Linked DNA regions of Homo sapiens: all the other regions are linked to region 1. The links are chromatin loops, found by intact Hi-C in ENCODE. Cell type or tissue: gastrocnemius medialis. All regions are shown on one strand. Each heading gives the region's core, and the rest is flanking DNA. Links, peaks and the distances in the headings are about the cores only. Region 1 overlaps LOC107985087 (a long non-coding RNA gene). Region 2 overlaps LOC105371908 (a long non-coding RNA gene). Region 3 overlaps SEPTIN9 (septin 9). Region 4 overlaps LOC105371908 (a long non-coding RNA gene).

Region 1 (7,907 bases), core at 2,384-6,383:
GTCCACCTCCTCCGTCCCGCTGTGGCTCTTTGAGCCTCAGTTTCTTCATCTGTAAGGTGGGAGGTGAGGATGACCAATTCAGTGTCTGGTGAAGACAAAATTTATCCCCTTGTCCAGGGCTGGCCTGGAGCAGACCCTCCCCTTCCTCCTCATCTCGGCCCCAGGACAAGCATGGCTTCCCTCCCTAGCCTTCCTCCCTTGGAGCTCCAGGCACTGAGGACTCCTGGCAGATCTCATTCATCTCTCTCTCTCTCCCTCTCTCCCTCTCTCTCTCTCCCCGACCCCCCCCCCCCCGCCAGAAAGCCACGTAGATATCCCTCTCTCCTGGAAAACTTTCCTGCCCCCAAGCCCCGGTGGGGTGCCTCTCCTACGGCCTTGCATGTATCCCAAACTTTCCCTACCTTCCCATCAATCGTGGTGAGCTGGAATTACCTGATAATCTACCTGCCTCTCTCTTGGACTACAGTCCCCTTGAGAGTGAGACTGGGTCCAGTAGACTGTTGTCTGCCCAGTGCCCAGCACAGGGTAGATGTCCATGAAATATACATGGACCAGTGACCGACTGAGATTGAGACTTGACTGGAAGCATCTTCCAAATGGCTGCTGGGAGAGCAGCCCATCCGGCACCCCAGCTCATGCCCCATCCCCCACTCCTCCAGCTCCTCTCCTCCCAAGTCCCTGCCGTCACAGCCAAGCTCGCGCTCCAAGGCAGCTCTGCCATCATCTGATGCAGACTCGTCAGCTGTTGCCATGGAGACCAGCCAGCAGTGAGCTCTGTGCCCTCCTGCTGCAGGGGCCGAGCAGAGCATGGGGGCACCCTGAAGCGTGCAGAGAGAACCCATCAAGGAGGAGGCGGGGGGAACGCGTGGCTCTGCATCCAGGCAAACCTGGAGTTGGGCCCCATCTGCCCCTACTCTCCTTCCTACACCTGTGACACCTCAGGCAAGTTGCTTCATCTCCCTGAGCCTCCCGTGAAATGCAGAAGATCCCAGCCACCCACTGTTATTGAAGGATGGGATCGACCCATTAGGGCATGGAGCTGTCTCTGTGTCATTTTGGTGTGCCAACCCCTGCCTTGGCTTTCTGGGGGCTGTTTTGAGTGTTCTCTCCCCTTGAACTTTGTGTCCAACTCTCCCCACCTCAACTCAGATGAGGCTGAAGGAAGGAGAGATTCCATTCCTACAATAGCACAAAAAGATTTTCTGTGACATTTGAAAACAAGAAGAAGCCTACAGGTTTGTTAACCAAATTTTGAACTTGGTCTGGCTCTGAGGGCTACTAATGTGGGGGCCACATTGGTTGCTTCCTGCAGTGAGCTAAGGGCTATGGGCAACTCTGCTCATGAAGAGCTTAAGGTGGCATCTCACTTGCAGGACAGCCTCCAGGTCTCACTGGAGTCAGGGAAAGTGATGGTTGTCCTATCTCCTTGTTGCTTTAAATGGTAGCTATCTCTGAAGATGGCTGAATGTCCCTGTGCCCACTGGGGACTTTGGGAACAGAAACATGCCAAGATGCTACAACCGGCCCTGGGCACAAAGCCACCTCTCCAGCTTTCCATGCCCAGCATTAGTCCTGGCATGGAGCTGAACACCTGTGTCTGAGGCAGGCCTAGGCCCTGATGCAAAATGTACCACCCACCTCCTTCTGCCAAATGTCAACTCGACCCAGCTGCAAGGCAGAGAAAACTTGGCAGTGTTCCCAAAGGGGACAGGAGATTGTCTCTTTTGTTAAATGAATGGATGGATGGATGGAGGATGGATGGATAGATAGATAGATGGGTGGATGGGTGAAAGGGTGGGTGGATAGGTGGTTGGATGGATGGGTGGATGATTGGATGGATGGGTGGATGGATGGGTGGGTGGGTGGGTGGTGAATGGGTGGGTGGGTAGATAACTGGATGGGTGGATGGGTGGTTGAATCGGTGGATGACTAGGTGAAAGAATGGATGAATGGATGGGTGGGTGGATGAATGGATGGGTGGGTGGGTAGGTGGATGGATGGATGGGTGAGTGGGTGGATGGATGGATGGGCGGGTGGGTGGATGGATAGGTGGGTGGGTGGATGATTGGAGACAGGAAAGAAAGAGAGAGAGAGAGAGAGAAAGGGAGGGAGGGAGGGAAGGAGGGAGGGAGGGAGGAAAGAAAGAAGGGAAGGAAGGAAGGAAGGAAGGAAGGAAGGAAGGAAGGAAGGAAGGAAGGAGAGAGACAGAAAGAGAGAGAGAAAGAAAAGAAAGAGAGAGAGAAGGAAGGGAGGAAGGAAGGAAGGGAGGGAGGGAGGGAGAGAGGAAGGAAGGAAAGAAGGAAGGAAGGAGAGAGAAAGAGAGAGAGAGAAAGAAAAAGAAAGAAAGAAAGACACAAAGAGAGAGAGAAGGAAGGGAGAAAGGAAAGAAGGAAGGAAGGAAGACAGACAAAGTGAGGAAGATTGCACCAGGATTGCCTCAGATGGGTCTTGCTATGAATAAAATTCAATAATACCAAGAAGAGCTTTACAAAAAGAGAGAGAGAGATAAGGTCAAAGAGACTTTTATGTGCTTCATGAATGAAGAACACTAAGGAGAAACGTTCCAGAAAATTTAGAGGAAAAAAAAAGTGGCTGAACATAAATTTTTGGTGAGGATAATAAAAATAAATAATGCCATAAACTCTTAGAAAACCTGGTGGTTTTCCTTCAAGGGCTTCAGTTAACTCCAGAGTGAGCTGTGAGCTGTGTCCAATTCCGTCATTTCACGGAGCAGGACACTGAGCCACGGGCCATTGAGACTTGCGTGTAATGCGGAGCTGGCGAAACACAACAGTGAGGTGTTTATTGGAGAATTTTGAATATGACTAAGTCCTTCTTTACAGAGCTTAGCATTTTCATCGTCTGTTTTAGGATGAGAGAACAGCATCAGCAGCATTCGGCACGATTGACAGGTTGTGTTTGCTCTTTGCTTATACCTCCTAAAAAGTGGACTGTCTTGGAAGTTTTATTGTAGTTCCCCTCGAAGCAGCCGCAGGTGCTCACTGGCTCACTGACAGCGAGGAGGTGATGCAATGGGCGCAGTCATTCCTCACTGCCATCGGCGTGTGCAGCTTGGGGAAGCACCACAGCACCGGGCGTGGCTCAGTTGACCAGCTGAAGGTTCCAGATCATGGAGGCAGAGAGGAGAAGCTGGCGACAGAGGGCAAGGCGGGATCTGTGGAGGCTCTTCCTCTGCCACTGTGGAACCCTGAGCCAGCCCCCTGCCTCGGGCCTGTCTATATTCCCACAGAGATGTGGAGAGCTGTTATGTGTAGCTAGATGGGTTCTAACGTGTCTCCCAGGGCTGGTATTTGGAAGAAATAATAAAGAGGAAAAAGACATTGCTGATGGATCCCAGTGGATCATGCCTGAGGTTTGGGAGCAGCCCCGGTCTTCCTTATTGAGTCTGTGTGATCTAAGTTTCCCCTCCTGTGACCTGCAGCTTCCTCCCACAGAGCTTTGCAAACTGTTTTGGCATTAGGATCCTTCTGGGAAATAGCACCTTACTCAAGACCCCAAAATATGACACAGATTAAAAAGGAGGCATGTCGTTCTGGGTGGGACGTGGGCTGCCCTACCTGACACCCTGCCTGTTGGGGCTCCCATTTCCACCCTCTCCACCCCGAACTCTGAAAACCCCTGTGCGACAGGGAACTGGCTTTGTCTTGTCTCCTCACAGCCTGACAGCCACAACTCTATTATACAGTAAGACCCCCGAGGCTAGGGACTAAGTCCTGTCTTTTTATCTCCAGCTCCTAGCAGCATTCCTAACCCAAGGCAGCCACACAGTGTTTGTTGAGTGAATGAATGACCTGGGAACTAGTCGCTAGAATAATGCTACATAACAGACAACCCCAGAAATCTCAATGACCTACAGCAACAAAGATCAACATTTTTTCTTCTTAATGGGTACAGATCAGCAGAGGCTGGGCTCCATGTGTAATTTCAGGGCTCATGGCCACACCCAGCATTGACGCGGAGCAGGGAAAAATTCTGCACCCACTCTTGGCGGGGGAGGGCGGGAACGCACTGCAAAGCCACCTGGCGAAAGAGGCAAATGTGAAATTCTACACCAGGGAGGGAGGGAAGAATTAGAAACAGGAATCCAATCTGCCACAAACTAGAAAATGGAAACAATAAAAAAGAATGCCTCCGTGGCGTGGTAGAGGTTGTTACAGCGTCATGTGTTTCAAGCTGCTGTAGGCTACAAAGCCAGGGGTGAGTGGAGCAACCGCGTGCTGTTAATGCCACGTCCCCTCTGCTGCGATCACCGCGCAGTGACCGGAAGGAGAGCTCATTCTCACAGAGGGCGATGACGTGCCGGACACAGGGACCCTTGCGCAACAAGGTCCACCACACAGAGGGATTGAAGCCGTGCGTTCTGCTCTAACAACCGCCCGAGCTGCCCCTCCTCAGAAAATGACCGATTAGGAAGGGAGGCTGGCCTGGCATCTCAAAAGCTGTCAGGACAGAGAAAAATGGGGATATTGTCAGCACTTCAGGCTCGGTGGCGGTATATCCGAGGATGTGAGGGTGTCTGCGTAACTGGCATCGGAATCGAAAGGCCCCGCCTCCCCCATGCACGGGTGCGCGCACACACTCACACCCTCCCTCCCTCCTGCTCCCCCAAAGGGACTCGAATGAAAGGCGTAAATACACCGTGTCTGCCTACCCGAGGGCTGCTGTGAGTGTCAGATGAGAAAACGCCTGGGGTAGTGGCCCGAGACTGAAGCGCGCTCCACGCCTACCAAGTGCCGCTCAACCCCAATTCTGCTCTCGGGGAGAGAAGAGAACTCCTGCCAGACCCGAGTGTTTTCAGAAGTTTGTCAGTTTAGACTTTCCTTTTTTTCCTTTCCAAAGCTCCGCTCACCCAAGAGAATAATGTAAACATTCATGATGGCGTTTTCATAGTCCCGGAGGCATTGATCATGATTGTGAATCTGAAAAGAGCTGAGTTATTCATGTTTGACAATTCAGTCATGCAGCACTCCACATGTTACAATCTTTAATGGTGAACATTGCTTTTACTTTCCAAGCACTTTCTCATCTGTTGTCTCATAGGGGAGGAGTTATTCTCCCAATTAGGGCAATCAGAAAACAGGGATCAAGGCCAGGCACGACGGCTCATGCCTGTAATCCCAACACTTTGGGGGGCCGGGGCAGGAGGATCACCTGAAATCAGGAATTTGAGACCAGCCTGGTCAACATGATGAAACCCCATATCTACTAAAAAAAAAAAAAAAAAAAAAAAAAAAAAAAAGGTTGGGTATGGTGGCATGCACCTGTAATCCCAGCTACTCAGGAGGCTGAGGCAGGAGAATTGCTTGAACCCGAGAGGGGGAGGTTGCAGTGAGCCGAGATGGCACCACTGCACTCCAGCCTGGGTGACAGAGCAAGACTCTGAGAGAAAGAAAGAAGCAAGAAAGAGAGAGAGAGAGAAGAAAGAGAGAGAGAGAGAAAGAAAGAAAAAAAAAGAAAAAGAAGAAAGAAAGAAAGAAAGGGAAGAGGAAGGGGAAAGTGAAGAGGAAGGGAAGAAAGGGGAAGGGAAGGGAAAGCAGAGGTCAAAAAGGATCAGGCCACTCGCCTACTGGGGGATAGCGCATGGAGGAATCAGACCCCACAGCCTGCTCTTCTTCCCCCTAGAACCCTCACCACTGCCAGATCACTGGGCTATGCACTGCTTCCCTCAAAATGCCTTCAGCTTTCTTTCCCCAACCCCTGAGACTTAAGGATCCCACCTCCCTCCAGAGGCCTGTGTCCCGTCCCCATTTGTTCCTCATTTCCCTGGGGTCTTTTTGCATCTCCCTTCTCTCCCTCTGCACAGCCACCGTCCTGCCTCCCTATACAAACCCCAAAGTAACCTACTCTCCCCACAGATCCTCCAGACAGACAGACACCCACCTGCTGCCTTGGCATGGGCTCCCCTGAAAGCAGTGTCTGGGGCTCGAGCTGGTGGGCAGGCATGAATTTGTGTCTGCAGGGGTTTGAACTGTGTTCTCCAAGCGATCATACCCCCAGCAACTGTAAATGTGACCTTATTCTGGAATAGCATCTTTGCAGACGTAATCAAATTAAGGCGAGGTCATAGGGTGGGACTTCAGTCCAAAGGCTGGCATCCTTAAAATAAAGAGAATTTTTTTTTATTTTTTATTTTTGAGACAGTGTCTCGCTCTGTTGCCCAGGCTGGAGTGCAGTGACTCAATCTCAGCTCACTGAAATCTCCATCTTTCCGGTTCAAGTGATTCTCATGCCTCAGCCTCCCGAGTAGCTGGGATTACAGGCACCTGCCACCACGCCCAGCTAATTTTTGTATTTTTAGTAGAGATGGGGTTTCACCATGTTGGCCAGGCTGGTCTCCAACTCCTGACCTCAGGTGATCCGCCCTCCTCAGCCTCCCAAAGTGCTGGGATTACAGGAGTGAGTCGCCACGTCTGGCCAGAAAGGGAAATTTGGACACAGAGACACACGCATGAGACCACCAAGGCAGAGACTGGAGTCTACAAGCCAAGGAACGCTGAGGCCTGCAGGCAAGCGCCGGAAGCAAGAAGAGAGGCACAGGGTGGCTTCTTCCCTGGAGCCGTCAGAAGGAACCCACCTCGCTGACACCTTGATCCTGGGCTTCTGGCCTCCAGAGCCGTGAGAGGATCCATGCCTGCTGTTCGAAGGCTCTCAGTCTGTGCGAATTTGTTACAGCAGCCACAGGAAACCGACACAGTGTCCCTCTCCCTGAGGTGTCTACAGTCCTCAGAAAGAGATGAGGCCAGGGTCACTTGCAGAAAGTCCTTTGGGAAGCATCGTGATTGGAGCAGCTGTGGCCCGGCGGGGAAGGCAGGACTTGGAGCGGGAGAGAGCTCTGTGCCAACCCCAGCTTGTCCCCTCGGTGGGGGCAGGTGCTTAGTGTCCCCCACCAGGGGCTCCTCAACTCTCAAGAGGTGAGTTCAATGCCGATCTCCCAACGTTAATGATAATAATAAGAGAGCAGCAGCCCTTGCCAGGCACCCTGCTGGGCATTCGGAGATATGACTTCTCACCCTTCAAGACGAGTCTGGCCATTCCAGGTCAGAGGAACTGGCCGTGAAGAAGCACCCACAACAGCTGGGACACGGCAGGCAACCACCATGCTTCCAGCCTCTCCCGATGGGAAGGTGTCGGCGTGCAAGGAGCTCTTGCAGGAATGCTTGTATCAAAGACCCCAAACAGGGCAGCAGAGGCCCAAGGCTGGCTGGAGTGCCAGGTGTCAGGGCTGCGTGCCCCCCACCCTCCCATCCACTCTCCCCCACCCACCCCCCACAGTTGAGACTCCTCCCTCCTGGGCAAGGGTCTGGTCATCCCCCTGACACCTGGCTTCCTCTGAACTCTGCTCTGAGAGTCACCTTTCATGCATTCGTCATTCACTCAAAAAGCCCACTCTGAGCACCCAGGCTGTGCCCGATGCCATGCTGCAAAACGGAGCCCTTACTTGAAGATGCAAGCCCAGCACACCTCCAACAGAGGTCCAGGCCTTGGGGCAGTGGCAGAAACCTGAGGCCATGCTGGCTTCCCCCCAGCTCCCCATCCCCACCTCCTCCCCTGCCACCTCCCAGGGATGCCTGTAAGCCCAGGTTTCTCCAACTGGGGTCCTCAGGAGCTCTGGGTGAGGGGCTCAGGACACACTCATCAGCACAGCTTGCTGGAGTAATCATTTTACTTAAGTAGATTGGGATGGGAGGAGTAAATGTTGTTGTTGTCATTGTTGTTTTGAGACAGGGTCTTGCTCTGTCTCCCGGGGCTGCAGTGCAATGATGCACTATAGCCTCTAAACCCTGGGCTCAAGCGATCCTCCCACCTCAGCCTCCCAAGTCTTGGGTGCCACCACACTCAGATAACTTTAAAATATTTTGTAGAGATGGAGTCTCCTTATGTTGCTC
Region 2 (7,907 bases), core at 2,127-6,126, 53 kb before region 1:
TAAAGAAGGCCTTCCCGCTTCCTGCTCAGAAGGCCCAGGCCTTGTTGGAGTTTGAAGCCAAAGCAAAAAAGAGGCAGGACCAGTCGACCTGGGCGTGAGCAGGAGGGGCCCGGAGAGAGGGCCCCAGTGCACAGCCATGACCCAGGACCACCTCCGGACCCCACCCACCCCTCTGGACACACAAGTTAGGGTTCTGATTCTGAAAAGTTGTCATTGAGTCTCTGCAGCCTCCAAGGCTCCGTCAGTCCTAAAGTTTATCCTCCCTCCCTCTCCTTGGAGAACCAGCCCACTCAGGCTCACCGTGAAAGCCGCTGAGCTGTGGGCGTTCTATTTTCCCTTTCCGGCCTCCTCTGAGTCACAGTGCTGGGAGGAGGGGGAAGCCACTCTTGGAGATGGGCCCTCTTCTCCCCTTCTTGGAAGGCCCTGGGGGTAACTGGCTTTTGATCCCCTACCCCAGCCTGTGGGTGGATGGCTGCACCCTGCTGTGCCCAGGCCAGTGTCCCTTCCCAGCCTGGCCCAGCTCGGCACATCCTGGCTCCCTGCTTCCCTGTCCCAGGCAGGTGATGTCTTCAAGCATCTGTCTCTGCTATTTGGGGAGGTCAGGTAGGGGTGGGTAGGGTTGACGCCTGGGCCGATAGTAAGTTGAAATGCTGGGAGGAGAGAACAGGAGACGTTCACCCCTCCCACCACCTCCAGAGAAATCCAAGGCAGAAGTGAGGCAAAGGCCAACGGGGCTGTATACAGGGCCGAAGGGGAAGGTGCAGGTGCGGGCACTGCCCGCAGCCCATTCCATTTCCGGGCTTGCTGACTGAGCTCCCACTGCCAGCGCCTGCGCCTCTTTCTCTGGCCACGAGCGCAGCAGACCAGAAGTGCCAGGGAAGCAACACCTGCCCCCAGCCAAAGCAGCCCTCAGTCAAAGCCCAGCAGGGTTTGGTGCATGAATGCCCCAGGTCCCTGGGTCCTGAGGGATGAGCCTCCACCTGCCTCCCAAAGGTTCTGGCAGGACTGCGCTCCAGCCACCTGCAGTGGTAACCGGCTTCACAGCCCACTTTTTGTGTGCAAAGGTCCTTCCCTTCCCCGGCTCATTTCTCACGCCCCTGCCTGTGCCCCTGGGATCACCTCCCAAATAAACTACTGGAACTCAAGTATTTGAGTCAGAGTCTGCTTCGGAGGGAATCCAAAATAAGTTGGGAGGGGTGGCGATGCTCTAGCCACCTGCTTCTCTGTCCTCTTTCACACAAATGTATCCTGCTTCTTTCCAGATGTCCGGCTTAATGGGACTGGATTTATCTTCAAAAGTCCTGGTTTGCCTCTGATTGAAAACCAGTGTGCTCCCCATGGTTACGGACGGCTGTGCAGGTTTTTGTTTTGTTGAAGGGAATTGGCTCACTCTGAGTCAGCCGTGCACCCGGGCTGCTGATGTAGTCTCAGTGTGATGGTTAAACTTTAAGTGTCAATTTGACTGGGCTAAGGAATGCCAGACATTATTTCCGGGAGAGTGTGTGACAATGTTTCCAGGAGATTCGCATTTGAATCAGTAAAGATCTGCCCTCACCAAGGTAGATGGGCATCAGTCAATCCATTGGGAGCCAACAGAACACAAAGGCAGAGGAAAAGCACATTTTCTCTCTGCTGGAGCGGGGACAACCATCTTCTCCCACCCTCGGACACTGGACATTGGAGCTTCTCCTGGGCCGATGCCAGCACCCGCCTCCTGCCCCCGCCTCGTTCTCAGGTCTTCGGACCCAGGCTGAGTTACAGCGCAGGCTTTCCTGGTCATCCAGCTTGCAGACAGCATTTCCTGGGACTTCTTGGCCTCCATAATCGTATGAGCCAATTCCCATAATAAGTCTTCTCTTACATATCTGTATATATCCTACTGGTTCTGTTTCTCTGGAAAACCCTGACTAATACACCTGGGCTCCATTACCAAAAGTACTGTCTCCTTAAGAAAGGAGATGAGAATAACTCACTCTCCTCCACTCTGGCCTGACACCCTCTAGCCCAGGGGTCCCCAGCCCCGGGGGACTACTGGACATTGGAGCTTCAGCAGGAAGTGAGCTGTGGGTGAGCGAGTGAAACGTCATCTGTATTTACAGCCGCTCCTGATCACTCCCATTGCCCCCGAGCTCTGCCTCCTTTCAGATCAGCAGCGGCATTCAATTCTCAAAGGAGCACAATCCCTATTGTGAACTGTGCACATGTGAGGGATCTAGGTTGCACGCTCCTTGTGAGAATCTAACGCCTGATGATCTGTCACTGTCTCCCATCACCCCCAGATGGGACCATCTAGTTGCAGGAAAACAAGCTCAGGGCTCCCTCTGATTCTACGTTATGGTGAGTTGTATAGTTATTTCATCGTATATTACAATGTAATAATAATAGAAATAAAGTGCACAGTCAAAGTAATGCGCTTAAATCATCCCGAAACCATCCCCTGCCCCTAGTCCATGGAGAAATTGTCTTCCACGAAAATGATCCCTGGTGCCAAAAAGGTTGAGGATCACTGCTCTGGCCTATTATTTAGTTTTGGTAAAAGGAGGAACAGGAGAGCAGAGAGTAAATCATATCACAGGGAACTAACTAGGAAGGTAAAGGTTGAAATCAGGCTTCTTGAAAAATTATTAGGACTGGAGAAGACAAACTCAGGAGGAACAAAAGCCTCTCTTCAAGAATGCTAGGGGCTGCACTGCTACAAAGAAAACAGATGCACTCGAGGCCAGGCACGGTGGCTCATGCCTGTAATCCCAGCACTTTGGGAGGCTGAGGTGGGTGGATCACGAGGTTAGGAGTTTAAGACCAGCTTGACCAGCATGGTGAAACCTCATCTCTGCTAAAAATACAAAAATCAGCCAGGCGTGGTGGCACGTGCCTGTAATCCCAGCTACTCAGGAGGCTGAGGCAGGAGACTCACTTGAACCCAGGAGGTGGAGTTTGCAGTGAGCCGAGATGGTGCCACTGCGCTCCAGCCTGGGCAACAGAGCGAGACTCTGTCTCAAAAAAAAAAAAAAAAAAAGAAATAGATGCACTCTGTGGGCCTCGTCTTAGCCCATTTGTGCTTCTATAAGAAAACACCTTAGACTCTTCTTACAGTTCCGGAGGTTGGCAAGTCCAAGATCGAGGCACTGCGTTGGTGTCTAGTGAGGGCTGCTGTCTCTCCAAGATGGCACCTTGGGGCTGCACCCTCACATGGCAGAAGGTGGAAGGGCAAGAGAGCACTCCCTTCAATCTCAGGACCCATATAATAGTGCTGATGCCATTCATGAAGGTGGGGCCCTCATGATTCAATCACCTCCCAAAGGACACACCTCTTAATACTCTTGCACTAGGATTAAGTTTCAATGGGAATCTGGAGGGGATGCCATCATTCACGAGGGATAAAGCTAAGATGAGTGAGTGAAAGCTCTAGGAATATGGATTTTCAGTCTCATAGCTGCCTCAAGATATCGTCAGCTGCTGTTGGAAGGTTGCTGAGGTCCTCATCACAGGAGGCATTCGAATACTGGAAAACTAATTTTGGAGAATAGCACAAGAGGACTCAGTTCAAGACTAAGACTTTGGGGTTTTCCCTGGCAGGTTTTAATTTGGCCCCATGGGTAAAATGATGGATTACTGTCTCTTTGATCTGACATGTGATAATACTCATTGAACATCGATTCAGATGGGAGGCTGAGCCCTGCATGGGAGAAAGAGCAGAAAGCTGTGTGGGAAGGAGTGTGGTGGGAATGGTAGCAGCCTCAGCCTCTCCGTGTTCAGCAGGTAATCAGACCTTCCCCGACAGAAGGCAGCTCACCTGTTAGGTTGTTCCCCTACCTCGCTGTCTGGGGAATCCCAGTCCCCCATTCCCCCTGCCCCCACCACCCCAGCAGCTGATTGAAAAAATCTTCCCACTACAAATAAGGGGTCCCTATAGAGTCTGGGATCTAGCATGTTCTGCTTTCTGTTGCACTTTGGGGATCAGTCTAATGCCCCAGGGATGCAATAGTGCTCCTGACTCTGAAGTCAAAGGACCTTTTGCTGCCTGTCACTCAACCATAACTGGAGCTGACTGGGCTGATCTGTCCAGACAGCGCTCCCAACCTCCCTCCCTGGGTGACCTCCAAAGCTGCACCCTGTTCTCAGGAGGCATCTTCCCCGGCCAGAATCTCCATGCAAACCCCAAGGTTCTGTTGGAGGATACTGCAGGGTGGTCACGCCTCTGAGATGACTCTGCGGACCCTCCCAGCCCTGAGATCCCACGAGGCTTTCCTACCTAGGCCTCTGGAATGCCAGGAAAGGAAAGCCAAATGCTCAGGGCTCCTCACGCTCGCCCCAGTCCCTGGCAGAAGGGAAGCTGCCCTAAGTCTCGCTGGCTGCGGCAGTCCTCCTGGCTGCTGAGTGACTCATCAGCCTCAGCAGAGCCTACTGTGACTGGCGTAGCTCCTCCCACGCTTGCCCTGACCACCCCACTGGGAGAAGGTTCTCAGAACAGATAAGAACTAAGTAGCAGTTACTCTTGGCCTCTCTAAGGCAGGGGGACAAAACGGACCAGGCTGACCAGAGGCAAAACCATGGAGCAGGTGAAGGATGGTCCCAGACCCCTCTCTTCTGCCAGCTCCTCCCACCCTCTTGCCATCCAAAGCAACCCCATTCCCAAGTGGGGGAGCCTCTTTGAGCTCCTTACCCCAATCAGCCCTTCCTCCTACAGGGGCTGCATGCCCCCAGGAGCCCCCTCTGTCCTTGCCTCCCCTAGCCCCATTTCTTCATTGCCCCCCTTAACTGGAGGCCTGGAGGAAGACAAGTGTGTCAGGGAAAATAGTGCAAGACCTTGGAATAGGCAAAAAAGATGAATGGGTATCTATCTAGCACACCTTTTGAGGTTATCTTCATTTTTCATTGTCTTTGAGCTATTTTGCCACTCTGCAAGTTGTAGGAAACTCATAATCATGCAAATGGCCCTTATCCATAGCAACACAAATGAATTGCATCCAGTGGAATGTGGTTGAATACAGCGGAGTATCCTGCAGAATGCAATTGACTGTTGCCCTGTTGCGTGTTTGTGAATTGACTTCAGCATTCCTTACTGCCTATGTATGTGAGGTTCTTTGAACCAGTTGTAACATTGCACTGGTATCTTCCTTAATTAACAAGTTAAATGAAATCACTGGCACGTATTCATTTTATATTTGTATGAGACTCAAGATCTTACCTTTTATCAAAATTATCCACTGGGTGTGTTGACTCACACCTGTAATTCAAGCAATCTGGGAGGCTGAAGTAGGAGTATCTCTTCAGCCCAGAAGTTAGGGGCCAGCCTGGGCAACAGAGCAAGACCCCACCTCTACAAAATTAGAAAGTTAGCCAGGCATGGTGGTACACACCTTTAGTCTCAGCTACTTGGGAGGCTGAGGCAGGAGGATTGCTTGAGCCCAGGAGTTTGAGGCTGCAGTGAGCTATGGCTCCAACACTGCACTCTGGCCTGGGCCACAGAGTGAAACCCTATCTCAAAAAAAAAATTTTTTTTTTTTTGAGATGGAGTCTTTCACTGTCCCCCGGGCTGGAGTGCAATGGCGTGATCTCAGCTCACTGCAACCTCCACCTCCTGGGTTCAAGTGATTCTCCTGCCTCAGCCCCCTGAGTAGCCAGGATTACAGGCGCTTGCCACCACGTCCAGCTAATTTTTTGTATTTTTAGTAGAGACAGGGTTTCACTATGTTAGCCAGGCTGGTCTTGAACTCCTGACCTCAAGATCCACCCACCTCGGCCTCCCAAAGTGCTGGGATTACAGAGGTGAGCCACCGTGCCCAGCAAAAAAAAAAAAACTTTTTAAAAAAAATTTTGAAATGATCCTTTAGCAAGCTTGAAAGACCACCACACTAATTGGTGGTCTTTCAAGCTCTGTGGGTAAGAGCTGGAGGATGGAGCATTTAAGGGTTTCTGTATTTGGAATGTCCAGCAGGAACAGGGAGGGAAAGGGGGCAGCTGTCCCTGTCTACCCTCGACCCTACATTCTCCTCCAAGCCAACTCTGGCCTTGCCCATTTTCCTTTGAGACCGACTCGGAAGTTCCCAGGACTCGGCTGGGCGTGGTGACTCACACCTATAATCTCAGCACTTTGGGAGGCCAAGGCAGGCCGATCACTTGAGGTCAGGAGTTCGAGACCAGCCTGGCCAACATGGTGAAACCGTCTTTACCCAAATACAAAAAAACAAAGAAGAAGTTCCCAGGACTCTGCCTTTAAAAACTGTCCCAGAACCGCCCCACCCCCACCCTGCCACCCCCGCCACTCCGCCTGCCCATCTCTGCAGTTGCTGAGTAACAGTAAGGTCTTGCTGCTGCTGCTGCTGCTGCTGTCACTTTTCCCTTGAAATGACTTACAGCACTTACTTAATAACAAGCATTAGGGGATTACATGTCCAACACATGCTTTCGGGGTCACATTCAAACCGTAGCTGGGATGATAGCTAAAAGGCACAAGGACTTGGGTTTTTTCCAAGGTGATGAAATTCTCCAAAGTTGACTTAAGTGATGATTGCACATATCTGTGAATATGCCAAGAACCACCTGCCAAAAACACAACAGGTGAGTCACATGGTGACTTCATTTGCCAGGGCTACTATAACAGAATACAACAGACTGGGTGCCTTCAACCACAGAAACCTATTTCCTCACAGTTCTGGGGGCTGGAAGTCTAAGAGAAGGTGTCAGCAGGGTTGGTTTCTTCTTTTGTTTTTTTTTTTGAGATGAGGTCTCACTCTGTCTCACTGGCAGTGGTGTGATCATGGCTCACTGCAGCCTCCTGCTCCCAGGCTCAAGCGATTCTCCCACCTCAGCCCCCCGAGTAGCTGGGACTACAGGTGTGTGCCACCACAGCTGGCTAATTTTTGTACTTTTTGTAGAGATGGGGTTTTGCCATATTGCCCAGGCTGGTCTTGAATTCCTGGGCTCAAGCGATCCTCCCGCCTCAGCCTCCCAAATGACTGGGATTATGGGCATGAGCCACTGTGCCCGGCCCACAGGGTCAGTTTCTTCTGAGGCCTCTGGCCCTGAGTTGCAGATGGCCACCTTCTCCTGGTGCCTGGTGTCACAGGGTCCTTCCTCTGCCTGTGGGCATCTCTGCTGTTTCTGTATGAGTCCAAATCTCCTTCTCTCAGGAGAACATCAATTGTTAGATTGGAGCCCATCCTAACAGGCTCATTTTAACTTAATCACCTCTTTAAAGGTCTATTTCCAAATACAGTCACATTTTGAGGGACTGGGGATGAGGGCCTCAACATAAATTTTGGAAGGACACAGTTTAGGCCATATGAATTATATCTCAATGCAACTGTGTTTTAGAAAATGAGCGAAAGATCCCCACAGCTTTTGTCAAACAGGGGGCTCTTATTCCTCTCCAAGGGAGGCCACCATTTAACTTCCTCCCATATTTCTCCGGAATCAAAGGTGACTGTCTCAGCTTCCCCTAACCTCAAATGGGCAGGCCAGGCCACAGGCAGAGGTTGATGGTTTGGAGTCTAGCAGACCTGGCTTTTGCACCTGGTGGGACAGGTGGACTCTCTGGGCTTGAAGCATCTCTAGGAGCCTCAACCCCTGCAAGGAGCCAGGTGTCCCTCCAAACATCCACGAGGAAATCTAACCTGGCTCGCTGACATGTACCAGGCTCTGTTAGGGGAGGTACAAAGGGAGGCGACTGGAGGCGAGTCCCCACAAAGTAACCTGTGCCCTGCCTTCGGGGGTATCACCAGGGTGGTCGTTGGCCCCGACCTCAGGCGGCTCATAGCCTGGCCAGGACCACCCCACTCAAACCTGAACCCAGGCCTAAGGGTGGGTGGGAGAGCTGGGGGGACTGGAGACTGAGCTCCCTCATCCACTCTCTTTCCCCAGCACCACAAGGGCTCCACACAGATGACCTGAACACAGAACAAATG
Region 3 (7,907 bases), core at 1,723-5,722, 570 kb before region 1:
GTTGGCCCTCGCCTCCCCCACCCTCTGCTGGCCTTACCTCACCACCTCTGCACTCGCCTCCCAGCCGGCTCATGACTAACTCCTGCCTCTTCAGAGCCAATCGGTGCTGCCAGGTTTTCCATTTCAAGTGATCCCCCGCCTGGGCCAAAATGTTTGGATTTTCAGGCACGGAGGGGAGATGGACCTCAGGCCAAACCATGCTGGGTAAAACTGAGGGTCAAGGCTGTGCTCAGCAAGTGCTCCAGCCCTGGCCGTCAAACCCATAGTGTGCACAGCGTGCAGGAGGTGGCTGGGTGAATGAACTCAGTCATAGCCCGGCCCCTCACTCGGGGCTGTTCCCAAGTTCCCACCGCCAGCCAGGCTGGGTCAGAGCCTCGTGGGGCCTTCCTGGGCTTCCCTGCCCCACAGCAGGAGTTCGTATGGAGAGTCTCGAGTGAGGTTAATGGGTTTTCTTCCTCTTCTTTTTTTTTTTTTTTAATTTGAGACAGGGTCTCACTCTTTTTACCCAGCCAGGGTGCAGTAGTGCAATTATAGCTCACAGCAGCCTCGAACTCCTGGCTTCAAGCAATCCTTCCGCCGCAGCCTCCCAAAGTGCTGAGATTACAGGCACGTGCCACCTTGCCCAGCTGGGGTTTCTGCTTTTTACTTTTTCTCTTGTTTCTAAACTCAATACAAAGAAAGATATTACATTTATAATCAGAAAAACCAACAAGGAATATTATTTCAAAATTGGAAAAGGGATTAAAGAAACAAACCAAGAAACCTCTGCGATTCCTGCCCATCGGAGTCAGTGGTTGTTAGTGGTTGGCTTAACACAATGTTTTAGGAAGAAATAGAATAACAGAAAGCAACTCCAGTGAGCTGAGCCCTGGCTCCGTCTGTGGCGCTGCATCAGTTTCCTGCAGCTGCTGTAACGAGTGGCCACAAGCTGGCTGGGTCACAACAACGCCCAGCCATCCTCTCACAGCTCTGCAGGCCACACATCCGAGATCAGGGTCACCAGGCTGAAATCAGGGTGTCCACTGGGCATAGCCCTCTGGAGGCTCTAGGGCAGGGGTTCCCAGCCCCGTGTGTCCTATTAGGAACTGGCCTGCACAGCAGGAGGTGAGTGACTGGCAAGCGAGCGAAGCTTCATCTGTATTTACAGTCACTCCCCATTGCTCGCATTACTGCCCAAGCTCTGCCTCCTGTCTGATCAGCCATGGCATTGGATTCTTATAGGAGAGTGAACCGTATTGTGAACGGCACATGTGAGGGATCTAGGTTGCGTGCTTCTTATGAGAATCTGATGCCTGATGATCTGTCACCGTCTCCCATCACCACCAGATGGGACCGTCTGGTTGCAGGAAAATAAGCTCAGGGCTCCAACTGATTCTACATTATGGTGAGTTGTATAATTATCTCATTATATATTATAATAATAATAGAAATAAAGTGCACAATCAATACAACGTGCTTGTGGCCGGGTGCAGTGGCTCACACCTGTAATCCCAGAGTGAAACTCTGTCTCAAAAAATAAAAAATAAAGGCCAGGCACAGTGGCTTATGCCTGTAATCCCAGCACTTTGGGAGGCCAAGGCTGGCGGATCACGAGGTCAGGAGTTCAAGATCAGCCTGGCCAATATGGTGAAACCCCGTTTCTACTAAAAATACAAAAATTAGCCGGACACGGTGGCAGGCGTCTGTAGTCCCAGCTTCTTGGGAGGCTGAGGCAGAAGAATTGCTTGAACCCAGGTGGCGGAGGTTGCAGTGAACTGAGATAGTGCCACTGTACTCCAGCCTGGGTGGCAGAGCGAGACTCTGTCTCAATAAAATAAAATAAAATAAAATAATAAATATAATACACTTGAATCATCTCAAAACCATCTCCCCACTCCCTGGTCTGTGGAAAAATTGTCTTCCCTGAAACCGATCCCAGGTGCCAAAAAGGTTGGGGGCCACTGCCTTCATCGCCTGCCCCTTTGAGCCTCTGGTGGCTGTGGGTGTCCCTTGGCTTGTGGCTGCATGGCCCTTACCTTCAACACCAGCATCTACAGATCTCTCCGGGCCCCATCTCCACTTGGCCATCCCTGTCTGTGTCAAATCTCCCTCTGCCCCCGTCTTGTATGAGCACCGAGACTGCCTTTAGGGACCACCTAGACCATCCAGGGTGCTCTCGCCACAGCAAGATCTGCAACTGAATCACAGATGCAAAAACTCTTGTTCCAAACAAGGTCCCATTTGCAGGTCTAGGGATTAGGACATGCTATCCCTGGGGCCATTATTCAGCCTTCTCTCGTGACTATGATCCCTCCCTTCCTCCCCAGCCTCCCACCTCGGCTGAGATGCTGTCCCCACCTCCCTCACTGTCTGGCTGCCTGTGGGGCTGTCCTCCAGGCTCTTTGGGAGGAGGTGGTTGCTTGATGTCTCCCAGAAGGCTGGGAATGGTCCTCCCCACCCCCCAGGAAGATGTCCTTTCTGCCAAGGAGATTGCATTTGGGGTCCTATCCCAGGCAGAGAGCGGACGGGACTGTGGCCTGAAGTGGCACTTCAGGGCCTTTGGCTCTGTCATCTAGCCGAGGGCTGTGCATGGGCCTCACCTGGTCACAGGTAACTCACCTGGCTCTGTGGGGCAGGGATTGTAAACTCAGAGGCCTGCGGGGTGTGTCGAGGTAGAGGGGTGCAAATATTGTAAATTTGTTGGGGGCCTTGGGGAGCAGCACAGACTGAAAAGTGTTTTGTCTGAAGAGCAGAACTGTCTTATACCAGCCCTGTGCGGCCAGGCAGGAAGGCTTCCGTGGTGCGGCCACGCGTCCTCCCTTTCTCAACAGAAGCTGACAGTCTGGAGTTTTCAGAGAGATTGCCTGAGTTCTCAGCCTTGGCACAAACACACATTCTCTTTAAACAGGCTTGGGCCAACAGAACCAGCCTCCGTGTCTCGGGTTTGAATGAACCCTTGAGGTGAAGCTTAAAGACAGAGAGGATGCCCCTGATTCCCACCCCAGGGACCCACATTGTAAACCCCCACCTGCTCTGCTGAGCCCTTGGCCTCAGCATGGACCCTGACCATGTGCTGGTGGGGACCCCCCAGGTAAGTAAGCAGCCTCTGAGGACCCCGGATGAACAGTGGGGAACAGCACTGATCCCCCAGTGGGGCCCCGAGTTCCCGGAGAGGAAGACTCGCTCCCTCCCAGGGGACGGCTAGAGACTCACTGACTCATGCGTGTGTGGTAGGAATCTTCCAGGAAGTCCCCGTCCCGTTCGCCCTCTCTGCCTGGGCGGGGACGGCAACTGCCTCTGTCACTGCAGACTAATGGGACGGAGGGGGGTGACTTCTCAGGGTTCCTCCTGGGCAGGTGCTCCGGAACCTTTTCTCAGCACGCTGGCCTGGGGCACGGCCGTTCCTCCTGCCCAGCCACGTTGGGGTACAGGGTGAAGAAGGGCTGGGGCCAGCCCAGGACAGAGGAAGGCGAGGCAGGCACGCAGGAACTGGGCTTTTTAAACCCTTAAGCCCAAGGAAATCGTAGCATCGCGGGACAGGGAAAATGAAAGACTTTGGAAGTCGTCAGGAATTTGACTCTGTGAGTTGGTTTCCAAGAGTCTAAGTTAAGCATCTCCAAGTGGATATTAAAAAGGAGCAGCAAGCCTCGGGGCGGCGGGGGCTGGAGGAGGTGGAGAGAGGAGGCTGCCGGAAGCCGCACTCGGGACCTCTGCAGCCACCGACCAGACCGGGCGGCCGGGACTCTGGGACTCTCGCAGGCAGACCCGGTGGTCTGCCGGACTCCTCGGGGCCCACTTCGGGCCCTCTCTCCTGCCTCCTATTTTTGGATTTCTCTCCTTTGCTCCCTTTTTCCTCCCGTTTTGAAGAGACAATGCTACTTCAGTTTGGAGCACAAACATATGATCAGCACATGGAAATGTGGTAATTCGGATGCATTCGTGATTGCAACAGATTGAAGAAATTAGACCAGACAAAGAGTGTTTTTAGAGGAGGAGGAGGAGGAGGAGGAGGCTGAGAGAGGGAGGGCGACGGGGGTGAGAAAGGGGAGGCCGCCTCTGAGCGGGACGCCGGGACTCCCGCCGCTGCTAAATATATCCGTAGGAATGGAGAGGGACCGGATCTCAGGTACGCAGACAGCCCCCTCCCCATCGGCCGCCCCCCACTGCCCTGGACTCGGGGCTTTATTTATGCCTGGGGGAATAAGCATGCAAAGGGCGCTTTTGCTCATTTTTCACAGAAATATTTCTTTTCTTTTTGACGGTTCCAAGCTCGTGGGATGAACTCCGTCTCAGAAGCTAAGCTCTCCTGAGTCTGGCTTTTATTTAAACTCGGCTCTCCTCTCTCCTGGCTACTTCCCTTTCATTTTCCAGTGTGCCATTCTTGCATGTCATGGCCACTGTCAATGCTGAGGCTGTTGGCGCCGAAACCTTGGGAGGGTGTGGGGGACCTGCCCCCCTGGCTCGGGTCTGGGGCGGCGGCGCTTGGACCTGGCTGGTGGTTGGTTTGTCCACTGTGTGGTTTGTTTTTTGCTTCCAGCCAAAGTCTGTCTTCAAGGCTGCCTCGGTCTCCTACCTAAAATAGCATTTCTGTGCCTTCCTGGCAGTTGATTATAGAGGGGGAAGCTCCCGGCGCTCAGAGGAGCCTGGCGTGTGTGTGCACGTGTGTGTGCATGTGTGTGCGTGTGTCCATTCACGCTGGCAGCCCCCTTGCCGCAGGCACAGACCCATCAGGGCGTGAACAGGCAAATGAAGAGAAAGGGGGCTCCCCTGCCTTTAGTTCACCCCAGCTTTCCAGGCCCTCCCTCCCAGGCCCAGCCTCCTTGGTCCCTTCACTCACATGCGGTGCCGTGGCTGCCATCTCACGTGGCCAGCGCCGTCATCGGTAATTAGCAGTGATGACAGTTTCTGCCGCTCATGCCGCCCTCTGAGCCCAGCGCTGGGAGACATGGGGTGGCTGAGCCAAGCTCCAGGCTTTGGGTATTCTGAAGTGACCTACGGGCCATGGAGCGGGAGGTCGCTAAGAGTGTCAACCCCTACGTGCCTTGGGCCCTGGTCTGTTGGTTGCCACTATGTGTGTGTTGGGGGGTCCCTGAGAGGCCTGAGAGAGGGAGGCCCATCTCGGTGGCTCCTCTCTAGGACGTGTGGTCCCCTCCACCACTGCTCCCAGGGCCACATCTTTTTTTTTTTTTTTCTTTGAGACGGAGTCTGGCTCTGTTGCCCAGGCTGGAGTGCAGTGGCGCGATCTCAGCTCACTGCAAGCTCCGCCTCCCTAGTTCATGCCATTCTCCTGCCTCAGCCTCCCAAGCAGCTGGGACTATAGGCGCCCGCCATATTTTTTTGTATTTTTAGTAGAGATGGGGTTTCACCGTGTCAACCAGGATGGTCTCGATCTCCTGATCTCGTGATCCGCCCGCCTCAGCCTCCCAAAGTGCTGGGATTACAGGCGTGAGCCACGGCGCCCGGCCTCAGGGCCACATCTTGATTGTCACGTTGGGACTGGTGGAGCGGGTGTGTGTTGTGCCGCTGAGCACACCCAGTCGGGCACAGCAGGCGGACCTCAGGAGGGGGCCAGGGGAGACGGCAGAAGGCTTGGGTGGCAGTGAAACTGCATCTTATCTGTTTGAGCTCGGGGGCTCAGGCCCGCTGGGACGGGTGGGTGTGGAGCCCAGCGTCCTGCTCTCCGCCCAGCAGGAGCCGCAGGGCAGGGAGCGCTGAGAGGGACCTTCGTCAGGCTTGCACAGTGGAGCCGTCCTCGGAGTGACCACCCCACCAGGCAGCCTGGGCAGACCACAGTGGGTCCCCTGCCTCCTGGGCCACCAGCCCCAGGAGGACGTCACTCCACCCGCCTGGCTGGCAGGGGCCTCGGGGAGCCTCGGGTTCGGCCTTCACTTTATAGATGATCTAGCCGAGGCCCAGATGGGTGACCAGCAGGGGATCTGAGAGCTGAGCAGAGAGGCGTGGGTTTGGGGGTGGTGCTCCCTGGGGAGCTGGAAGTGATGGCACCCTCCCAGGCTCACAAAACACGGGCTTTTCATGAACTGAACAAAACACTCTTTGAAAGCAGCCAGTGCTGTGCCCCAGAGACCACTCTGATCCCTGCTGCCCTTGGCTGAGGACAGCACAGCCAGGGATGAAGCGGGGACCTCCCCTCGGGCTGTGCCTTGATGAAAGATGCTTTCTACAAAATCCCATTCGGATGTGTTTTCATGTAAGAAAACGTACATTTTTAGAAACTCAGTTGTAAACTGGCTGCCTTCCGAATGAACACGACAGTCCCGGAGCTGTTTCCCTTAATGAGGTTCTCGTCCTGGGCAAACTTTAGCGCTGGTCTTTAATTGTCACTGAACTCCCGCACAGTCCCTGGGGAAGTGACTTCCTTCCTGTCCCTGCTGGGTGGCCTTGAGCAAGCCACTTGGCAGCTCTGGGCCGCAGTTCCGTCATCTGCAAGGTGAGGGGTGGGAGCGGCACGGCCCCTAGGCAGCGCCCCCACCTCCTGCGGGTTTCTGCGCGTGTCCTGAGTTTTGTGGGCGCCTCTTCCCTCACTGAGGGGCTCTTCTTCTCTGCAGGGCATGGCTCACGCCGCGTTGTCAGGCTGCAAGCCACTGCGAGAGCTGCTCTGATCCCCAAGCATGCTCTGGCCTGAGGAGGAGCCATGGGGAGGACGCTGTGCCTGTGTGACAGAGGCCTGCCCGGCAGATGCCGGCCCGCTGACTTCCAGACGTGGCTGTGGGTGCCTCATGCCCCACTGGGCTGGCGTGTGAGGCGTGTCCAGCTCAGGCTGCCCTACAGCTGCCCAGGAAGGGTTTGTGGGAGGGGGTGGTCCTACCCTGGTGAGTCCACGGTGGTCTGCCAGCCCCAGGGAAGGCTTAGGAGCCCCAAGACCTGCCCTCTTGTCCCTCCCTCGGCAGTGTCTGGCTCCGGTCTGGTTTGTGAACGGGGGCCTGGGTACTCTCCCGCCCTCCCTGGGGGCTGTGGCCTTCCCCTGGGAAGGTGCTGGAGGGTTTGTCAGCAGGGCCGGCATGAGTCATGGAGTGGTGACTGGCCGCTGAGGCATGGAAGGCCACTCCTTCCAGCCAAGGGTCGGAGCTTTTTTTTTGTTCTGGAACGGCTTTGTGGCTTTTACAAATTAAGCAGTTTTATCTTGTTCCAAGAGCTTGTATTTCAGCAGGGAGAGAGTCTCCAAGAAGGGAACTTTCCACTGGGGAGCTCTGTTGGGCTGGGAGGCTAGGAACAGGCCACGAGGGAGGGCTGCAGGCAGGGGAAGTGGCCGTCTGTGCATGGTCATGAATGCAGGCCCGGGGTCCTGGAGGGGGCTTGGCCACGCTGTCGCTGGACGTCTGTCCCCACCAGGGTCCATCTGATGCAGTACGGCACAGGGTAAAGCCCAGCTCCTCTTACGGGGTTCCTGGGTCATCAGTGGGCGGGGAACCGAGGCCTCCTGGAGGGCGGTGCCTCAGCCCTCACCCCTCCCTCCTGTCCCTCGCTGTGCTGTCCCCGATGGCCTCTGCCATCCCCTGGGAGTTCTTACCCCTGGACGCTCGGTGCCTGTCCGGTCTCAACCTCTCCAGCTCTGCTTTTCCATCTCCGAGGTGAGAGGCCTGGCCTGACGCGCTCTGCACCCGCTTCCTGCCCAGCCCCGTGGGAACTCTGGTCCCTGTAGTGGTTTCCTGGGGCTGCCATCACCAAGTGCCACAAACTGGGTGGCTCAAAACACCAGACATTTCTTCTCTCGCCGTTCTGGAGGCCAGAAGTCCGAAATCACGGCATCAGCAGGCCTGGTTCTTTCCGGAGGCTCCGAGGGGGAGCCTGCTTCTCGCCTCTGGCAGCTTCTGGCGGCTCCCGAAACCCTTGGCGTTCCTTGGCTCGTGGCCACACCACTCGACCTCTGCCTCCGTTGTCACGGGGCCTCCTTCTGTGCCCTAAATCTC
Region 4 (7,907 bases), core at 2,594-6,593, 77 kb before region 1:
TTTTCTTTTCTTTGCTTTTTTGAGACGGAGTCTCACTCCATCACCCAGGCTGGAGTGAATTGACACGATCTTGGCTCACTGCAACCTCCACCTCCCAGGTTCAAGCAATTCTCGTGCCTCGGCCTCCCAAGTAGCTGGGACTACAGGCACCGACCACCACACCTAGCTGATTTTAGTATTTTTAGTAGAGACGGGGTTTCACCACTTTGACCAGATTGGTCTCAAACTCCTGACCTCAAGTGATCCACCCACCTCGGCCTCCCAAACTGCTGGGATTACAGGCATGAACCAGCACTCCCAGCCTGCTATTTACAATTTTCTTAATACCGTTTTCTTTTCTGTAGCTTACTTTATTGTAAGAATAGAGCATATAACACATAAAGACATACAAAGTAGGTGTTCGTTGACTGCTTGTGATATTGGTAAGGCTTCTGATCAAGTAATTAAGTGTTGAGAAATTGAAATTTATACTCAAATTCTCCACTGCATCGGGGTCTCTAAGGGCCAGCGCCCCTCACCCCCACATTATTCAAGGGTCACCCGCAAGGCCGTTATGCTATTTTCACACTTACAAAAAAAAAAAAAGAAAACCCAGGGCAATTCCAATGAACCGTTTTGAGATGCTGTGGGGCCTGAGAGGTTGGGGTACTCAGGGGTGCCGACGTGGGTGTGCAGGCTGGACAGAGGCAAGGGGCTTTGCAAAGGACAGTCCACCAAGATGATGAAACTGGGAGGATGCCAGGGCAGGTGGAGCTGGAACAGCCCAGGTCGCCATGCCTCCCATCCTGTCTCCCCAGTTCCCTCCCCATCTTTCCACTTGGCTGTGATATGCACTGGGCTGGATATGGGCTTCAGTGACCAGCCATCAGCTCCTGCCTCACCTCCTCTAGGGATTCAGGTCACGTGTGACCAAGTGATGGAGACTGGCAACGGCTCCTGCAATGCCCAATACTGTTAATAACAGTAGGAATAAATTTTGCATTGCTGGTTTGGGGGTGACCGGGAGGGTCTCTAGGGCCACAGCCATCTTCTCCAGGTAGGCTGGAGCAAAGGCTTGGCTCTGAGGGTCTGGCTTGGATCTCCAGTGCCACCCTAGTACAGACACCACTGATGTCTGTGAGGGGGCCCTCAACACAACGATGCCAAGCGGCCAGAGACAGTGAAACAGCCCTGAGCTCACAGAAGCAGACAATTTAGGAGCTACCTCTCTGCATTATTCCAACCCTCAGAAACCTCGTGCTTTTCTTCCCAGAAGCAAAGGGTGCTGACTTGTTATAAATGCCAAGGTTGCCTCAGGAAGCTCAGGATCATTCCAGCATCCAGGTGGCCAAATCCCAGGAGACGAGAATGATCGTGCATGCACCTCATTTGCGTCACACTTTAATTCACAGAGTGCTTTCCATCTTTCATGTATTTTGTCCTCTCCATTACCCTGTCAGATAAGCAGGGAAGACATACGTTTACCTTTCCTGTATGTGCGTCACACTTGGACAGCTCACTAAATGGGTTGTCAAGTGATTGCAGAGGGAAACTGAGGCCCTAATACCTTAGGTCAACTGTCCAAGAGGCCAGAGTCAGAGCAGGCTCAAAAGGAGTTAGAAGACTAACTTCTAAGTCAGGACTCTACTTGGATACTATTACCTTCTAGAAGACATCCCTAATGATGATGATGATGATGATGATGATGATGATGATGGGGGCTTGTATAAGCTTCATGTTTTGCAGGTTCGTAATAGATAATAAAGTTGGAGAGGGGATGAAGAACCAGGCTAAAGAGGATCTTGGGTGTCAAGGTCAGAAGTTTCCACTTTTCTCAGGAGCAGTGGGACCCCACATGTCTTCAGCAGGAAGTATGTAGTGGATTGAATAATGGTCCCCAAAAAGGTGTGTTCATGTCCTAATCCCCAGAACCTGTGACTGAGCTCTTATTTGGAAAAAGGGTCTTTGCAGATGTAATTAAGTGGAAGGTCTTGAGATGAGGAGACCACCCTTCTGAGTCTGCTCAAACTCTGGCCCCTTAGACAGTTGGTATAAGGTTTCTGGGCCTCAGTATCCCTCTATAGTCATTTGACAACCCACTAGTGAATTGTCCAAGCGTGATGCACATACAAGAAGGGTAAACATATGTCTTCCCTGCTTATCTGACGGGCTTGTGGAGGGGACAAAATAAATGAAAGATGGGAAAGTGCTCTGTGAATTAAAGTGTGATGCAAATGAGATAATTATCCTGGAATTTGTGGGTGGGCCCTACGTCCAATCATAGGTATCCTTATAAAAGACAGGCAGAGGGAGATTATGCAGACAGCAGAGGTGGAGGTCATGTGACCACGGAGGCAGAGATTGGAGTGATATGGCCACAAACCAAGGAACACAGCAGCCGGCAAAAACTGGAAGAAGCAAGGAAGGGTTCTCCCCTAGAGCCTCCAAGAGGGAGCATGGCCCTACCGGATTTCAGACTTGAGGCCTCCAGAGTTGTGAGAGAATAAACTTCCATTGTTTGAAGCCACCAAGCCTGCACTAATTTGTTACGGCGGCCACAGGACACTCATACAGGGTGAAATGTGCAATGCTGGGGGTATGGGCTTGGTTTCATTTGCTGCTCCCTCCACACTCAGGGCAGGCCCTGCTCACCTCTTTGGACTGATAGAGAGCCAGCCTCTGGGCCTGACCCAAGGTCACAAGGTGGGTGAGTGCCAAGGTGGGACCAGGGCTTGAGTGTCCTCACCGCATCCCAGGTTCTCCCTCGCCAAACTCCAGAAGGCCAGGTGGGCCGCAGCCACTAAGAACTTTGTCCCTTCACACCCTACTCTGTTTATTTGCTACCTAGACCCTGCTCAGGATCTACAGATATTTCCATATGATTTTCACCAATGTAGTAAAGATTCAAAAGAAAAAATAGGGGGGTGGTTGGGAGGCAGGCCCCAAGTTCTAGGAATATTCATTCCCCTTTTCTCTGCCCATGCTATTGTGGTCATGCATAACTCAGTATAACTCTGAGGAGGCCATGATTGAGACTAGGGCATCCAGAGAGCCCTTGGTAATTCCTCCCATTCTCGGGATTATCCATCTTTGAGGTCAGACCCAAATCTCTCTGGTCCTCAGTTTTTGCCTCTGCAAAATGGGATCATTTTCATGTACTCCCCACAGCTGTTATGAAGGATAAATTCAATCAGATAATGTGTGCAACATGTTCAGGAAGATGGACATGTCAAACTCTCCATGGATGATAGTGATGATGATGATGATGATGGTAAAGATGATGGTGATGGTGGTGATGATGGTAATGGTGATGATGGTAGTGGTGATGGTGATGGTAGTTAGTGATGATGGTGATGGTGATGATAGTGATGATGATGGTGACGGTGGTAATAATGGTGATGGTGACAGTGGTGATGAAGGTGATGGTGATGGTGATAGTGGTGATGATGGTGATGGCGATGGTGATGGTGATAGTGGTGATGGTGATGATGGTGATGATGGTGATGATGGTGGTGATGGTAATGGTGATGATAATGGTGGTGATGGTGATGGAGGTGATGCTGGTGATGGTGATGGTAGTGGTGGTGATGGTGATAGTGGTGATGATGGTGATGGTGATGATGATGGTGATGGTGATGATGATGGTGATAGTGATGGTGGTGGTGATCATGGTGATGGTGATGGTGATGGTGGTGATGATGGTGATGGTGGCGATGATGGTGGTGGTAACGGGGTGATGGTGAAGATAACAAGTGATTGAAATGGGCAAGACTCCCAGGAGGCTGTGGGGCTCATTTAGGGGCCTAGGGAGTCCACAGGAAGAAATCCACATTCTCTAGCCTTTCTAAGTGAAGCAAACTTGCTGTGATCACACTAGAACAGCACATACAATGCCCAGGTCTCCAGGACCATGCCAGCTGCCCACCCGGAAAAGCTATTTTCCTTTGCTACCCATAGAAAACCTTTGGGTGCCTCCACTCCTGGGGCACCGGCAACCCCACCGTCAGCCCTTCATTTCTCTTGCCTTTCCTGGATCAAGGAGCACTGCCAGGCTGCCTCTATCCCTGAGAGTTAGATCCAAATAACTGCCTTTGTTATGTTAATTTTGCAAGTGTCTCCACTCCCCCCCCCCAATTATTTGTCATGCAGCAATTCCTATGTGTTGCTAAAAATACAAACACATGACTCACACAGCTTCTGGCATGGGTAAAGGAAAGAGAACATGCATGGCCTTTCTGCTCTTCGGAGCCCAGCCAGGACACCAATCCAGGCTGAGGGGCTGAGAATAAGCTTGTCTCCAGTTGCAGAAGGACAGAAAACAAAAGGCCCAGATGAGACAGAAGGCTCCAGGCTGGTCAGCTGCATCTCTGGGGCATGACACCACAGTTATGAAATCCTTTGCATCACTTGCTCTGCTATTTGGGGCATTACCTTGTGAAAGGTTCAGATCTCAGTTCTTGTTTAGGGTCTTCTGTATTCCACACCCACATGCTCATACCAGCCTCCATGTGCCCAGATGTGCCTGCTACTCTTGGGCCCTCCACAACCTTGCACCAGCAAGGGGCGGGATAAATCTTCAGGGCACCACCCTCATTCAGAAAAGGAAGACGGCTCCATTCTCACCCCTTCCCTGTGATTTCCCCCAGCAGTCCACGTGTCCCTACCCTGGGGATGCTTGTGCAGGTTGGACTTCATTTGCTTCAAGGACAGACCCTGGGGCCAAGAAGCAGCATCTCATGCCAGTGAAGAGATCAAACTCTAGAACTGGCAAATCCGGCTCAGGCAACCTCTGCTTTTTTATCATCCAAATGGGAGCATTAACAGACACCCTTTGAGGGTGATGTGAGGATTAAGGAAGAGACAACCTGCAAAACCATCAGCCCAATGCCTGACCCAGGGAAAGGTTCAATCAGTGTCATCACTGAGGAGCACATATTGTTTTTATTATCATATTCGTGTTCCCAAATCCAGAGGTCGTCTGGCTAGGCAGAGCCATACTTTGCTCTCCCAAATTCGGGGCTCACTTCACCCCATGCTCACCTTACATTGGGGCCTTCTGCCCCTGCTTCCTGGGCACTTCAGCCTCTGAGTCAAGAGGGTGGTTGGCTGAAAAGCAAACACTGTAAGTCCCTGCCCCTGAGACGCAGCAGCTGAAGAAAGCAAGCTTTCAAGAGCATTTGCTTGGCAGCCAAAGCCCTCTGATGAATCAGGGACCTTTTCTGATGACTTACTTTATTCTAGGTGACCTGCTGGGCCATATCCCACTTCCCTCCAGGGTGCTGAGCCGGCAGGAACGAGCATGCGGAGGAGGCAAAAGGGGATGGAGATGGATTTGTGCTTAGAAATAAGATGTGGAGGAGTCCGCCTCAGGTCCCCAGGAGAATCTGTATTGCCTTGGCTGGAGCTGAGGGACTGGACATCCGGTCCCATGCACGAAGACCATCTGCCAGGGCCACCACCTCCTTCCTCCTGAGATGTCCTCCTCCCCAAATGCTCAGCCTCCCTGCAAATCATTCTACTTCTCTGTGGTCAGTGTACAGAGAGGGATTTGGAAATGGGTTGGGGCTGGGGTAGAGCCACATAGAATACAGTGAGAATGATGCCCCAGGGCACTGTGGGGTCTCTGGGGTGCTTTTCATCCATTCGGCAAAATACGTCAAGCAACTACTGTCTAAGGTGTGGCATTCAGTGTCACAGTGAATAAGGAAAGGTTGTCCTGGGGGTCAGGAAGGGAAATGAGACCACACACAAGCAATCCCATCTCTAACCTGAGCACTGGCAGAAAGTAGCAGGGACTTCCTTCTAGGAAGGAAGTCACCATGTCCCAAGAAAGCTCAGCGGCCAAGCTTGCTGGGCCCTCTGTGGGAAGATGGCAAAAGCAGAAATTGACCTCGTCATCAATGAGTATGGCCCAGGGAGACAGATGGCAAGCTGAGCTCCTCACCTGGCTGATGTCTATTTCACTGAAGTCTGAGCTAGTCCAGCCGTTGGAGTCTGTGTGTCACTAGCATATTTGTAGGTCATAGAGTACTTGTTGGCTGATCAGGGCCCAGAGAGCAGCCACTGGGGTATCAGCCAGAACGTGGAGGTTGGGTTCAGGGCCAACACCAATGGGGTTGGGCTCTAGGGTGGGAGGTGCCTATGGACTGTACCCTGGAGAACCCAAAGACCATAGCCACCTTCCAGGCCTTCTTTACCCCAAAGGCCTGTGATTTCCAAAGCTAGGTCATAAGCACATTGCAGCCTTCACTTGCTCTCTCTTGCATCCCTTCCTCTAGGGAAAGAGCCGCCATATTGTGACGATACTCAAGAGCCCCATGGAAAATTCCACATGAAGAGGAACTGAGGCCTCCAGCCAACAGCCAGCAACTACTTGCTCACCACATGAATGAGCCATCTTGGAAGCAGACTCTCCCACCCCAGTTAAGCCTTCAAATGACTCTAGCCCTGCCAACATCTTGACAAAAGGCTCAGGAGAGATGCCAACCTAGAACCACCCAGCTAAGCTGCTCCTGAATTTCCTGAATCACAGAAACTATGGGCAATAACAAATAGTTATTATTATTTGAATCCCTTAAGTTTTGAGGAAATTTGTGATGCAGCCATAGATAATGAATAAAAGGAGTTTCCGTTCAGGTAGACATTCCTTGAGCTTTGATCTTTACTTGACCCTAGGAAGCAGGTGTTTCACCGAGCCTCCCACCTTATAGTCCTTTTCCCTGTACCTGCCTTGTCTTTTCCATCTAGTTCTTCTTGTCTATGCCACTTTACTTGTGATTTTCTCTATTTGGGGCCATCTAGGGATGTTTTTTAGAGCAAGATGGTCATGTTTAATTTTTTAAGCCAAAAACAGCTGTAATCGCCTTTTAATTATACATACAGGATAGAGACTGTGATATGGTTAGGCTGTGTCCCCACCCAAATCCCATCTTGAATTGTAATAATCCCCATGTGTCAAGGCAGGGCCAGGAGAAGATAATTGAATCATGGGGGCAGTTTCCCCCATACTGTTCTCGTGATAGTGAATGCATCTCACGAGTTCTGAGTATTTTATAAAGGGTAGTTCCCCTGCACATGCTCTCTTGCCTGCCGCCAAGTAAGATGTGACTTTGCTCCACATTCGCCTTCTGCCATGATTGTGAGGCCTCCCCAACCATATGAAACTGTGAGTCAATTAAATCTCTTCCCTTTATAAATTAGTCTTGGGTATGTCTTTATTATCAGTGTGAGAACAGACTAATAATACAGGCTGGAAGGGGCAAGGACAGAGAAAAGCTCATAATTAAACCTCTGAGTCAGAGAGGGGTACATCCTGGCAGAAAGCCAATTCCTAAACTGACCACTCCTTGTCTAACTTGGGCGTTAAGTAGGACTTTTTGTTATTAAGATGGTGAACTTTTAGAATGTTATTTTTATCATTTGCCTGCCAAAATAGATTCTATCTTCTTGCCCCTTTGGGATACATCGTTGGAATAATGGCCTCCAATTAATTCATGCCTGCCTGTACCCGTGCCCTGAGTAGCCCCCTCCTTGACTGATTCTGGGCTTGGCCATGTGTTTGACTTTGGCCAATGAAAGAATGGCAAGTGTGGCACCATCAGAGGCTTCGAAAGTGCTTGTGTACTAGGAGCCCTGAAACTACCTTGAGAAGAAGCCCAGGTCACCTCCTGGAGGATGAGAAGCAACATGGAGCAGAGATGGGCCATCTCAGCTGCAATTCTAGACCAACAAGCCTGCCACCTGCCAGAAGGCAAGCGAAGCCACCCCAGAGCCCCAGCGCCAGCCGAGCCAACAGCTTGCCATACGAATCAGCCAAACAGCCTAGAAAAGAACTGCCCAGCCAATCCACAGAAAACAGAAATAATCAATGTTATTTTAAGCCATTAAATGTTGAGGTGGTTTGTTACGCGTACACTTTCCAACCTCTA

What was found. A loop is a pair of places that touch in the nucleus more often than their neighbours do. Peaks named below come from ENCODE experiments on the same cell type or tissue, not always from the same donor. Only the 100,000 strongest peaks of a DNase experiment are listed, where the experiment ranks them.
Region 2: a loop joins it to region 1, with 2.6 times the contacts of the local background. A loop is called at or near these places in 27 of 110 quality-filtered maps.
Region 3: a loop joins it to region 1, with 5 times the contacts of the local background. A loop is called at or near these places in 3 of 110 quality-filtered maps.
Region 4: a loop joins it to region 1, with 2.8 times the contacts of the local background. A loop is called at or near these places in 3 of 110 quality-filtered maps.

Annotation. Positions count from the first base shown.
Region 1 is chr17:77,883,490-77,891,396 of GRCh38, forward strand. It overlaps LOC107985087 (a long non-coding RNA gene), which reads right to left. Exons shown (of 4, transcript XR_001753033.2): 2 at 6,596-6,735; 3 at 5,902-6,117; 4 at 5,061-5,172. LINC01973 (long intergenic non-protein coding RNA 1973) reads right to left here and starts at 598. Exons shown (of 2, transcript NR_028337.1): 1 at 433-598; 2 at 1-49. RefSeq lists enhancers at 6,838-7,338, 7,779-7,907. In gastrocnemius medialis, for the core only: no CTCF peak of the experiment used is centred there; DNase peaks (open chromatin) are centred at 3,042 and 4,292; H3K4me3 peaks cover 1,337 bases; H3K27ac peaks cover 1,146 bases.
Region 2 is chr17:77,830,290-77,838,196 of GRCh38, forward strand. The region is part of intron 1 of LOC105371908 (a long non-coding RNA gene); the gene reads right to left. Among named protein-coding and RNA genes, the nearest start is that of LINC01973, 50 kb to the right of the region's middle. In gastrocnemius medialis, for the core only: no CTCF peak of the experiment used is centred there; DNase peaks (open chromatin) are centred at 4,052, 4,402 and 6,062; H3K27ac peaks cover 2,882 bases.
Region 3 is chr17:77,316,244-77,324,150 of GRCh38, forward strand. All of the region lies in intron 2 of SEPTIN9 (septin 9), which reads left to right. Among named protein-coding and RNA genes, the nearest start is that of SEPTIN9-DT, 38 kb to the left of the region's middle. RefSeq lists an enhancer at 618-1,453 and silencers at 4,396-4,608, 7,341-7,514. In gastrocnemius medialis, for the core only: no CTCF peak of the experiment used is centred there; DNase peaks (open chromatin) are centred at 2,778, 3,258, 4,028, 4,638 and 2 weaker places; H3K4me3 peaks cover 3,094 bases; H3K27ac peaks cover 3,656 bases.
Region 4 is chr17:77,806,555-77,814,461 of GRCh38, forward strand. All of the region lies in intron 1 of LOC105371908 (a long non-coding RNA gene), which reads right to left. Among named protein-coding and RNA genes, the nearest start is that of LINC01973, 74 kb to the right of the region's middle. RefSeq lists enhancers at 2,134-2,634, 3,872-4,560. In gastrocnemius medialis, for the core only: no CTCF peak of the experiment used is centred there; a DNase peak (open chromatin) is centred at 4,227; H3K27ac peaks cover 1,815 bases.